Linked DNA regions of Homo sapiens: regions 2 and 3 are each linked to region 1. The links are chromatin contacts, found by Hi-C or POLR2A ChIA-PET in ENCODE. All regions are on one chromosome and are shown on one strand. Each heading gives the region's core, a stretch centred on a gene start or an enhancer-like site at or near the end of the contact. The rest is flanking DNA. Distances are from core to core; before and after follow the strand shown. Region 1 holds the start of PRSS23-AS1 (PRSS23 antisense RNA 1). Region 2 holds the start of ME3 (malic enzyme 3). Region 3 overlaps ME3 (malic enzyme 3).

The links. A loop is a pair of places that touch in the nucleus more often than their neighbours do. ChIA-PET counts read pairs that join two places held with the same protein, here RNA polymerase II (POLR2A). Pooled maps may share reads with other maps.
Region 2: a loop to region 1 is called in a map of ovary, with 4 times the contacts of the local background. The contact joins the promoter of ME3 here to the promoter of PRSS23-AS1 in region 1. A Hi-C loop is called at or near these places in 1 of 168 maps with a recorded cell type or tissue (ovary) and 2 of 50 pooled maps. POLR2A ChIA-PET finds 5 or more read pairs at or near these places in 2 of 52 experiments (Panc1 and activated T-cell).
Region 3: a map of endothelial cell of umbilical vein shows a loop between it and region 1 (2.4-fold over the local background). The contact joins the enhancer-like site here to the promoter of PRSS23-AS1 in region 1. A Hi-C loop is called at or near these places in 4 of 168 maps with a recorded cell type or tissue (CD8-positive, alpha-beta T cell, endothelial cell of umbilical vein, left cardiac atrium and 1 more), 1 of 37 single-sample maps with no recorded cell type and 9 of 50 pooled maps. POLR2A ChIA-PET finds 5 or more read pairs at or near these places in 1 of 52 experiments (PC-3).

What each region holds. Positions count from the first base shown.
Region 1 is chr11:86,937,040-86,940,752 of GRCh38, reverse strand. PRSS23-AS1 (PRSS23 antisense RNA 1) reads left to right here and starts at 2,268. Exons shown (of 4, transcript NR_187135.1): 1 at 2,268-2,353. It also overlaps a transcript of PRSS23 not described here. RefSeq lists an enhancer at 1-344.
Region 2 is chr11:86,670,900-86,674,315 of GRCh38, reverse strand. ME3 (malic enzyme 3) reads left to right here and starts at 1,700. Exons shown (of 15, transcript NM_001161586.3): 1 at 1,700-1,992; 2 at 2,358-2,554. The coding sequence starts at 2,372.
Region 3 is chr11:86,454,028-86,457,536 of GRCh38, reverse strand. All of the region lies in intron 8 of ME3 (malic enzyme 3), which reads left to right. Among named protein-coding and RNA genes, the nearest start is that of CCDC81, 81 kb to the right of the region's middle. Within about 2 kb of position 1,261, at least 5 of the 41 ENCODE cell types and tissues checked have a DNase peak (open chromatin) inside an H3K27ac peak, as active enhancers do; they include endothelial cell of umbilical vein, where a contact is called at or near this core.

The sequences.
Region 1 (3,713 bases), core at 1,019-3,518:
GCCTGCAGGAGGTGTAGGGCAGTGAGTGGCTCAGTGTAACTGGAGCCTGAGATTCTTGGAGTGGGAGGGAAGGTGGGCTGAGGCCAAGTTATGAAAGGCCTTGGAGGCCGTATTCTCTCCTGCGCTCAGCACAGGGGAGTCGGCAAAAGTTTGAAAGCAAGGAAGGTTCATGTCCCTGTTGGTGTTTTTACATAGCTTGCTCTGTCTGCCGTGTGGACTGTGGGCTGGGAAGAAGGCAAGCAGGAGACAGGAAGACCGGTTTGGATGAGAAACCATGAAGGCCTGAATGAAGGTGGTAGCAGAGAGATGGAAAGGAGGGGGTGATTTTCAGAGAAGCCACAACAAATTGTGTCCTCTGTAGCTCTGGTCAATGAGCCGAATCTTTGCTTTCTAAAATGCCAGTGTTTCAGAGGCAAGGAGTTTCTGTTTGCTCTGCACACCCGATACAGCACACCCCTACGTTGCAAACTAAAGATAAATAACGCCAGAGGCCACGGCAGCTTGCAACACTGACCAAGTAGCCCTGGAGATCTTGAGTTTCACTGCATTCAGACTCCCCCTTGCAGTCCGAGGGTCAGCATGACACTGTTAGTGGAGGGGACAGGGTCCTTGGGAGGAGAGGGTAGCATTTAGTTGTTTATGTAGTGCTAAGGGGCCCCACCAGCTCTTCGGGACTCAGAGTTTTCTAACACGACTTATTTCTTAGAGTAGCCGATTCAAATTTCATAGTAAAGGTTTAATTTAGGACAAACTGAATCCAAGTCATGTCTCCCATGTAGATTTTGTTTCTTGACACAGTTTTCTTTGCTAACTACTGTGAATTGCCTAACCAGATCTACAGAAAACCATATCATGGGCCCACATTTTTTTCTAATCCTCTTCCTTTTAAATCAGAAATTCAGTATAACATTTTTCCATAAGTGAATGAGAGAACCACTTCCTAGCATTTTTGTGTGTCCCCCCCACCCACCCCTTTAAAAAAAAAAAAAGAAAGAAACAACAACAGACCTTCCTTTTGGATTTACATCAGCATTTAGCTAACTTCCTGAACATTTCACCCATTTCCTGAACTTATTCTCAGGAAGGAAAAACATCCTCCTTCAGAAATAAATGCAAATAATCCCAGAGATTATTTCTATTAAATAAATAGTGTAAACGCAATGGAATTTCCTGTAAGATGTATATTTACCATGGATATTTCAATAAAAATGTATTGTGATTCTGTAAGACTCATGATATTTGCAGGTAGTCTGAGGAATTATAATCTTTAGTAGCCATTCAAGAGCTAAGTCCTGAACATTTGCAATTTTTACTCATGTTAAAAAATATATATATATATATATATATATTTTTTTTTTTAACTGAGAAATAGGAACACTGGAAAAATTATTCTCCTGAGGTCAGTGTTTTTTGAAGCTTTGTTTCTTTTAAAAGAGGGCTCTAATGACACCTAGTGGTGAATACAGGCAGAACAACTTTAGGACAGACTCAATGCAGTGTCCCTGTAATTAGAATTTTTTGTTTATGTGTTTGCTTGGGAGAAAACACACTCCTTACAAGCACTTCTTAAGTACCCTTAATGCCCAGGAATCCTGAGAAGTAGTGACATGGAAACGTTTCCCTTACGTGTTTCTGGCGATGTTCTCTTCTCTTGATTGATGATTCCTCAGAGCCTGCCCACCTCCTAGGGCTAAACTGGCTCAATTTTAAGAATGGATGAAAAATGTGAAGCTCTGCAGAGGAAAAACATCAATACATCAAGTGAGAAATTTCCCTATATTTTTGAGAAGGCCTCCTCCCATTTGGCTATCTTTTAATGGAGAAGCATGGTCCTTTTCTGGTGTATATGTCTTACTGACTTTTTAAAGGTGTACTCTAGGCTGACTGCCTGTCGTTTCTGCTTTACAGGGGCCTTCTTAGGTTCTCTAGTGTTTGGCAGTGGCTGATTTTTAAAGAGAGAGGTGATAGGGATCTCAGAGAGGCTGCCCTCACTCCAGCCCCACCCCACCCCTACCCCCAGCCCCTCGGAAGGCCATCCAGGACAGATGACTATCTGGCCTCCTTGCACCACCCCCAGGAAGGAGCTCCTTAATCCATCACATCGGCTGATATTCTTCTTTATGTCCAAACCCCTCAGAGTGATATCCAAGACCCTCAGGTCTGGCTCTTCCCCTCTCTTCCAGCCACATCATTCCTCTTCCTCAGACACACCCTATGCTCTAGCCAATCCCAGCCACTTCCAGCTCCTCCTGTTCTCAGGCTGTTTCAGTGTTCTCTGCTCCTGCATGCTGGACTCCTGAGCCAGGAGGCTCTTTCACTCCGTGGCCCTTCTGCTCATTCTTCAAGTCCCTGAGTAAGTGTTTCCTCTTCTTCTTCAAGTCCCTGCATACACGTTTCCTCTTCTGGGAGCCTCGCATGATCCAATCAAGCAGAGCCTGTAGCACCTTCCTTTAGGGCACCTCTGAACCTAGTTCAAACATCTGTAATTGCATGTGTTATATTACATTATATTGTTCTTGTTTGTTTCTCCTCTAGATGTGTTTGAGCTTCTCAAGGGCAAGAGCTGTTCTTGCGCCCAATGCTGGTTCGGGTGCTCGACAAATGTTCACTGACATCCTGGCAGCAGCCATTTGTGGCACTGGATTGTTGCATTTGGCTGCAGTGTTTTGACAGGAGCAAATTAGGAGTGGGGCAACTAGTTCAAGGTAGTGTTGACAATGAGGGTTAGCTCTTTGAAAATGTGCAGAACCATTTATTATCCCAAATGACCTCAGCTTTCACACCACTAGGAATAAGGTGCTTTCACAAAAATCATCTCTAAGTTTGTGTCTAGTTCTAACACTGGAAGATTCTGTTACCAGAAAGGGGTCCGGATCCAGACCCCAAAAGAGGGTTACTGGATCTCACGCAAGAAAGAATTAAAGGCGAGTCCATAAAGTGAAAGCAAGTTTATTAAGAAAGTAAAGGAATAAAAGAATGGCTACTCCACTGACAGAAGGCTTCTGGTTGCCTATTTTTATGGTTATTTCTTGATTATATGCTAAACAAGGGGTGGATTATTCATGCCTCCCCTTTTAGACCATATAGGGTAACTTCCTGACATTGCCATGGCATCTGTAAACTGTCATGGTGCTGGTGGGAGTGTAGCAGTGAGGACAACCAGAGGTCACTCTCATGGCCATCTTGGTTTTGGTGGGCTTCAGCTGGCTTCTTTACTGCAACCTATTTTATCAGCAAGGTCTTGATGACCTGTATCTTGGCTGACCTCCTATCTCATCCTGTGACTTAGAATGCCTAACCGTCTGGGAATGCAGCCCAGTAGGTCTCAGCCTTATTTTACCCAGCCCCTACTCAAGATGGAGTTGCTCTGGTTCAGACGCCTCTGACAATTCTATAATTAGGGGAGCCATGCTTTAAAATATGGTTTTAAAAAATCTAGGGCTAAGGCAGAGAGTCTACAATTGAATGCAAGAATATTTTACATACACCTGTCTTTTTTCTGGGGAGATGGTTCATACTTTTCAAAGAAGGGGTCTGTGATCTCAAAAGATTAAATACCACTGATTAAGAATCATTGACCAAAATGACAATCTTTACTCAGCCTCTGCTGGGTCAGTAGGAGCTAACACCTTAATAGGAGTTAGTGCCTCAGTAGAGAGGTTCGTAATCCAGCAGCTGCAAAGCTCTTGCTTTTTTTCCTACTGCCCTCTATT
Region 2 (3,416 bases), core at 451-2,950, 270 kb after region 1:
CATCCTGGTTTCAAATGACTAAAGTTACCTATTAGATATCCTCCAGGGGAGGGAAAGGTCATTGTATTCAGCAAGGGCAAACTGGTTCAACAATCAATTTCCAAATATTTGCATGCACTAGATACCAAAGATGGAAACACACATGATCTCTGCCCCCCAAAGATGTTGACTGGTGGGAAGAAGTGCCAATATAAAAATAGTGTTGAAAGGATTTAGTTAATACTATTGGTTGCACACAATCACACATCTGACACAAACTGGTTTAAGGCAGAAAAAAAGATCATTTATAAGCTTATGTAAATATGCAGTCCAAGAGTAAACCTGACTTCAGGGATGTAAACCCTACTGGATGAGAATCTTCATGGATGGGGCCTGGAAAGCTGTATTTTTGCCCCATCCTTATTTCCTACCAGGTAATTGTAATTCTGTTTTGGAAATAACTATTTTACGTAGATCATTCAAGTTGAAAATTAGATATTACACAGGGAGGAGAGAGACTGCAGGAGGAGACGATTATTCCTGAAGGGATGAGGGAATCCTGAACTCAGGCAGGAGCACCCCTTAGCACATTATGGGCCATGATGTCTGCTTGGTACTTACAACGGGGCTAATGCTGGCACCGGGAGCTTTGAAGGGGTGTCAGCAGAGGACCGTGCCAACTGTCTGTCAGTAAGTCTAAGGGTTCACGATCCTTATGAAAGTGGCTGCCACTTCCCTTCACCTAACAACTATTTATTGTGCAACTACATACCAGGCAGTGAGCTAGGCAGTGAGGACACACAGGTTCACAGGCAAAGAGCCTCTCTTCATGAAGCTTACATTCTAGACAGGAGATAGTCAGTAAACAATCAGAAAAACAAGCGCGCTACTGACTGTGTTAAGTTCTCTAAAGAGAAAAACCCCTTCACTCTATAGTTCCTAGTGCAGGCTGACATTGAATGGGATAGAGGAAAGGCCTTCGAGTTGACAACTTAGTGGAGAACTGAGAGGTGGGAATGAAGTAGTGGTTTGCAAGGCTGGAGTATGAGCCTTCCAAGGAGAGGCAATAGCAAGTGCAAAGGCCCTGCAGTGGGAGGGAACCAAGTGGGGTGAAGACACAGGAAGGATCAAGTATGGCCAGAGATCAGTGAGAAGGAAAGAGTAGAGTAGGATAAGTCTGAAGAGGCTGGCAAGAGCCAGTTTATGGGAAATCTTGTAGGCCCTGAAAGTTTGGATTTTATTCCACACACAACAAAGTGTTTGCTTTAAAAGGAATCTCCTGACTACTGTGTGGAGAAAGTATAAAATTAAGTTTGGGGCTAGATGGACCCCAAGATCCCTGTCTGGCCCCAATAACCCATGGCAAACTCCATGGGGTCCTCAGAAGTCCTCTTAGTAACTGTGGCTCCTATGTCAATGATGCTTAATAGAAGTATCCGCAAAAACAGAAATGTTCTGTATCTGCATACAAGTGGCTCTTGAACTGGAAATGTGGCTAGCGTGACTGCAGAACTGGATGTTAAATTTTATTCTATATAGACTAATTTATTTACGTTTATATAGCCACACGTGGCGAATGGCTATTATATTGGACAGCACAAGGCAACACTGAGCACCGAATGCCTGAGGATTTCTACTCCAAATCCTGAAGGCACGCCCTTCCCCGAATGTTGGGAGAGTGCGAGGATATGCTGACCCCCAAACGCAAATCCCCCTCTGTGCATTTAGTCTTGCCAAGATGGAGAGTCTCAGGCGGGCATTCTGAGCTGCTTCTTGTCACTGGGGAAAACCACGTGCACGCAGTGCTGAGGCGCCCCACGCGCGTCCTCAGGGGAAGCCAGGCACTGAGAACAAAGGTTGTGGGACCGCTCTTTGAGGAACTCACCAGCTCCGCGAGCTCGCGGCCGCCAGCGCGGTCCACCCATTGGCGGGAGAGGACTCACAGACCGCAGCTCCTCACCCCGCCTGCTCCGCAGCGGGACCGCGTAGACCTCAGCTCCCCGAGCAGCGCAGGTGGGCCAGGGAAGGAGAGGACCGAGGCAAGCCACCACGCGGGATTAGGGGTACGGGGACCCCTCGCCGCGCAGTCGCCTCTTTTTCACAGGGATGGGGGCAGGGGTGGCGCCGGCTGTCACCCGCACCGGATCTGCTTCCAGGGCTTGGTTTCGCTTTGCCTGGCTCTTGGCTAGGCCTGGCGCCCCGCGCGGAGCCGAGCAGGTGGCAGCCGAGGAGTGGCGGGGGCTGGAACATTTAACCCTTTGGGAGCACCTGCCCTCTCCCAGAGGGCGCGTCCCCGGATCAGGCCCGGTGCCCCGCAGCGCGCGTGGGTCCTGGCTGGCTGGAAGGAGGCCCTGACCTTGCTTTCTCTCCCGTGCCAGGTCTGCCAAGGACCATGGGTGCCGCGCTGGGGACAGGCACGCGGCTGGCTCCCTGGCCGGGCCGGGCCTGCGGCGCCCTCCCGCGCTGGACACCCACCGCGCCCGCCCAAGGCTGCCACTCCAAGCCTGGCCCGGCGCGCCCTGTGCCCCTGAAGAAGCGCGGATACGATGTCACCAGGAACCCTCATCTCAACAAGGTAATGGGCCAGAGGGCAGGACGGCCCGCGTTGCGATCCCGTGGCTGCCGGAAAATTGCGCCCCGCCCCCTGGACCCAGAAAGGATCCTCCCGGGCGCCCTTCCAGCGGTTTTTCTGTTTTTGCCTTGCAGGGGCTTGTTGTGACTTGGTTTGGCTTTCTTGTCCCTCCTCTCCCTTTTATGCGTGGAGAGAGGCGACCAGTAATGCAGGGAGCCTAATTTCTTCTGCAGTAACAACACAGACCAGGTTTAGATCCTCGCGGTCAGTCTGACCTGCGGTCAGCTCTCCCCTTGATGCTTACTAATTTTATTGGTCTTGGGCAGTTCATTTAACCTACATGAGCCTAGGTTTCCTTATCTGTAAAAGAGATATAATTGTCTTAGGAATGTCGTGAGATCTAAAGAGAAAATGCGGGTAGAAAATGGGGGTACGTTAGAACAGTGCCTGGTACCCAGTGGGAGAATAAATAAGGTTATGATTATTATTCTGAGAAAAAGATTAATTTGAGAGCAAGGATGGAAAAGTCTAGACTTATAGAAATTTTCGAGCTTGCAGGAGCATTAGAGATCCTAGTTTAAACCTCTTCTTTTACAAAAAACAAGACAAAGGAAACTTGCCCAAGGTCACCAGCTAGTTAGTTCTGGCTCTGCCACTGGAATCCAGATCTCCAATGCTTTGGTCGAGTTCAACCCACCGCTAGCTCTTTTGTATTTGTTTTTGGGAATAGAGTTTAGTATCTTTGGTTCAGAGGATTGGGTGAGAGAAATAGAAGCAAGGACAGATTTAGTCCTGTCTCCCCCTACCTCCTCAAATTAACTCACATATCTCATTTAACTTATCTGAGGCCCAACTTTCTCCAGCC
Region 3 (3,509 bases), core at 12-2,511, 480 kb after region 1:
AACCACTGTTTTTCCTCTTGAGTTCTGGCCTGTACCAAGTGCAGAAATAGCTTCCCAAAGGAAAAAAATGGGCAACAGTACCAAATGCTGCTGAGAGGTCAAGAAAGAAGAAGGCTGAGAACTGATTACTGAATTTGGCCACCTGGAGGTACTTGGGGACCCTGACAAGAGGTGGGTCAGTCATTTGATTGGACTGGGTTTCATGGGGACCAAGGAGGAAGGAACTAGATGCAGTTAATATATTCAGCTCTCTAGAAGAGTTTGCCTATAAAGGAGAGTAAGAAATAGGGTGGGACATATAGGACCAAGGGAGGGCCTTTTAAAGATGGAAGTTTTACAGTGTATTTGTATGCTGATGAGAATGATCCAGTAGAGAGGGCAAAATTGAATATGCAGGAAATAGGAGTGGGAATAATGGGACAAGTAGGCAAAAATGATGGGATCCATTAGACAAGTGGTGCTTTAGCTAGAAGCAGGGAGGCATCGATGGTAACAGGGGGAAAAGCAAGTACTTGGACATTGGAGGCAGAGGGTCTGAAGACTTGGTGGTGAAAGGATTCAGAAGTTCTGTCCTGATTAGTTCCATTTCCCTTGAGCGTCACTCTCCACTTTTAAGGGCAAAAAATAGGAGCACAGTAGTCCCTACTTCATGGAGTTGTTGGGAAGATTAATTGAGCAAATCCTGTGCTGGTAAGCACACAGCACAGAGCCAAGGCCACAGTAAGAGTGATCAATAAATGGCAGCTGACCTTGCATCCTTTTATTGTAATGTGTGACTCTTTCCCATCAGATTTCCCATTGTTCTGAGCTCCCCTCCCCTTCCAGAGGTACAGCTGAATGTTGACATCTACTGCCTAAGTTCACTTCCCTCTGCCTCTGCTACCACCCTGCTCCGTCCTTCCCCAGAGAAACCCCATAACACCTCTCCTGCTGCCTTCAACTATAGTCAGGAAGGGCTGTCTGAGCAGCAGAGATCATGAAGGGATGGAAGCAAACCTGGGAAGGAAACCCCCAGGTTTCCTTGCTTTGGGTGACTGACAGGGCCAAGCCACCTTTCTCTGTCAATTTCCTCATCTGTACAACTGTTAAATGCCATGATCTCCAATCCCCATCCAGCACCGAATTTCTGTGAGGAAGCCCAGTTATTCAACCTGCAAATAACCCCAGAAGACGGTTGACACCCAAAAAGAAAAAGACCCATCCAGAGTGTAGTGTCTGCGGGATCATCTCTGATGGAATACCTTTGGCGCCATCTGGTGGCAAATGCTTTGCGCAACCCCTCCTTTCAGGGAGGCAAAAGGCTGTCCTGAAACAGACTCCGATGAGCAGAAAACTCCCGCTAGCCAATGGCAGGAAACTAGTACCTCACCTAGAGAGGCCATCTAGTTCAGTGCATCTCAAACTGGAATGGCATACAAATCATCTGGAGATCTTTTTAAATACAAATTCTGACTCCGTAGAACTGAAATGAAAGAGAGTTTTATGGGCGGAGAGTAAGAAGTATGGAGTTACTTGGAGGGAGGCAGAGAAAATAGGGAGTGCCACATAATAAGTGGACTTTGGAGAAAATTAAGGACAAAGGGGATTTGGGGATTTCAGAAGAGGGTCATACAATGCAATTCTCCTCGCCCTTTCTTTAAGTGATTTAAATACTTATTTAAACTGCTTGTTGATACTTCCTTGGATGTCAGCTTGGTGTTTCTTTTGAATGCAGTACAGTGCTGAGCCTGACCATGATATAGTCCAGCTTCATTCAGGTTAGATAAAAAAGTAGATATGGGAAAAGGAGGCATGGTTAAGGATGCCTGGGGTAGCAAGGAATGTCTTGCTGATCATTTGGGCAGTCTTAAGGAATAATGAACTGCAAAATGGTCTTCTAGATAGGTAGAATAGCAGGGGAAATGTACCTAAGTATAAACATGCATGATATGTGTAGGGAACAATGAATAAAGCTACTGGTACATGGAGTACACGGGGAGGCACTGCAGAGGTAGGTTGATACTGATAACATACTTTTCTGTACATAAACTAACAAAAAGTATGTCATGAACAACTGTTTTATAAAAGCCATCACACTTGTAATCATTTAGTAATTTCTTTCCTTACAAACAGAAATGAGCTTGGTCTATTTTGTTACCATGGTATCCTCAGTACCTGAGCCTGGTTCATAATTGATGCTCAAAAAATAAATGAATGTAACAATTTCCAGTGATCTCTGACTACCCACTGTGTTCTACTGTTTTGTGCCCAAGTTTTAGTAAACTGGGAGTTCTCTGATGGCAGGGATCATGTTTGATTCATCTGTCTTCGACAGTGCCTAGCATGGTGCCTGTCACTTTGTAGGCCCTCAGAGGGTGCACACTGTGTACTTTGCAGACCATGGGAAGGATGTTAGGAAGTCCCAGTATCCTTAGCCCTGTCTCTGTGACACTGCCAACAGTTCAGCACTCCCTCTAGGCCACAGCTGTGTGAAGACAGGGGTGCCTGCACCCCATCTTCTGAGAAGTATGATCCTGCATAGAGTCCCGCCTTCTGATGTCCACAATGATGAATGTGCACTTATTGGCCACCAACTGTTTGCTGTACCCCCTATCTCAGCCACTGAGCCAAGTATAAATCTAGGAGAAGGCCCACCCTAGAGCTAGCTAAAAATAAGCCACCTGGAAAACTAGAAACAGAGAATATAGAAAATTCACTCATACTCCCACCCTGCAACCATTAGTATTTTGTAAGTTCCTTCTGGATTCTATGTGTGTGATAAATGTATACTATTTAATGTTCTCTTCCTTCCAGCCAACTCAATGGAACATAGGTTAGTGCTTAAGCACACAGGCCCTAGAGCTTGATTCCCTGGATTCACATCCTGGCTCTGTTATATGATCTTGTACAATTCAGCAAACCATACCTTATTTTCCCAATCTGTAAAATGAGGATGGCAATAATGAGGATTAAATGAATAACTGTCTTCATGTTAAGACATATAAAGTACTTGGAACAATATCTGATGTTAGTGACTAGCTTCACAGCATTTTCCATGTTGCTGCATAATATTCATGATGATCATTTTTAATAGCTATAAAACAGTCTACTGTGTCTACACTGGCTACTTTACTTAATCATTACTCCTTTGTTAGATGTGTAGGTTATTTCCAGGCATTCTGTATTATAAATAACACTGTCATAAACATCCTAGTATATACATTTTGGACTTTTCTATATAGAGATTCTCAAAAGTAGAAGTATAAGGTCAAAGGGCAAAAATATTTTATGCCTTTGCTCTAGATGGGGAAACAGTTCTCACTAAAGATTGTAGCACTTTAAAACACAAAGTATATTGGAACATTTTACTTTTCATTCCTTCCTCACCAGCCATAGATGACAACAATTTTTTAAATTATCCAAATGTAGTAAGCCATAAATAGTCCTACTTTCATTTCCTTTTGCTTTGTTTTGTTTTGGTTTCACCATCGTGGAGTGTTGCTGATTGTGATTACTTTATTGTGAGCTCT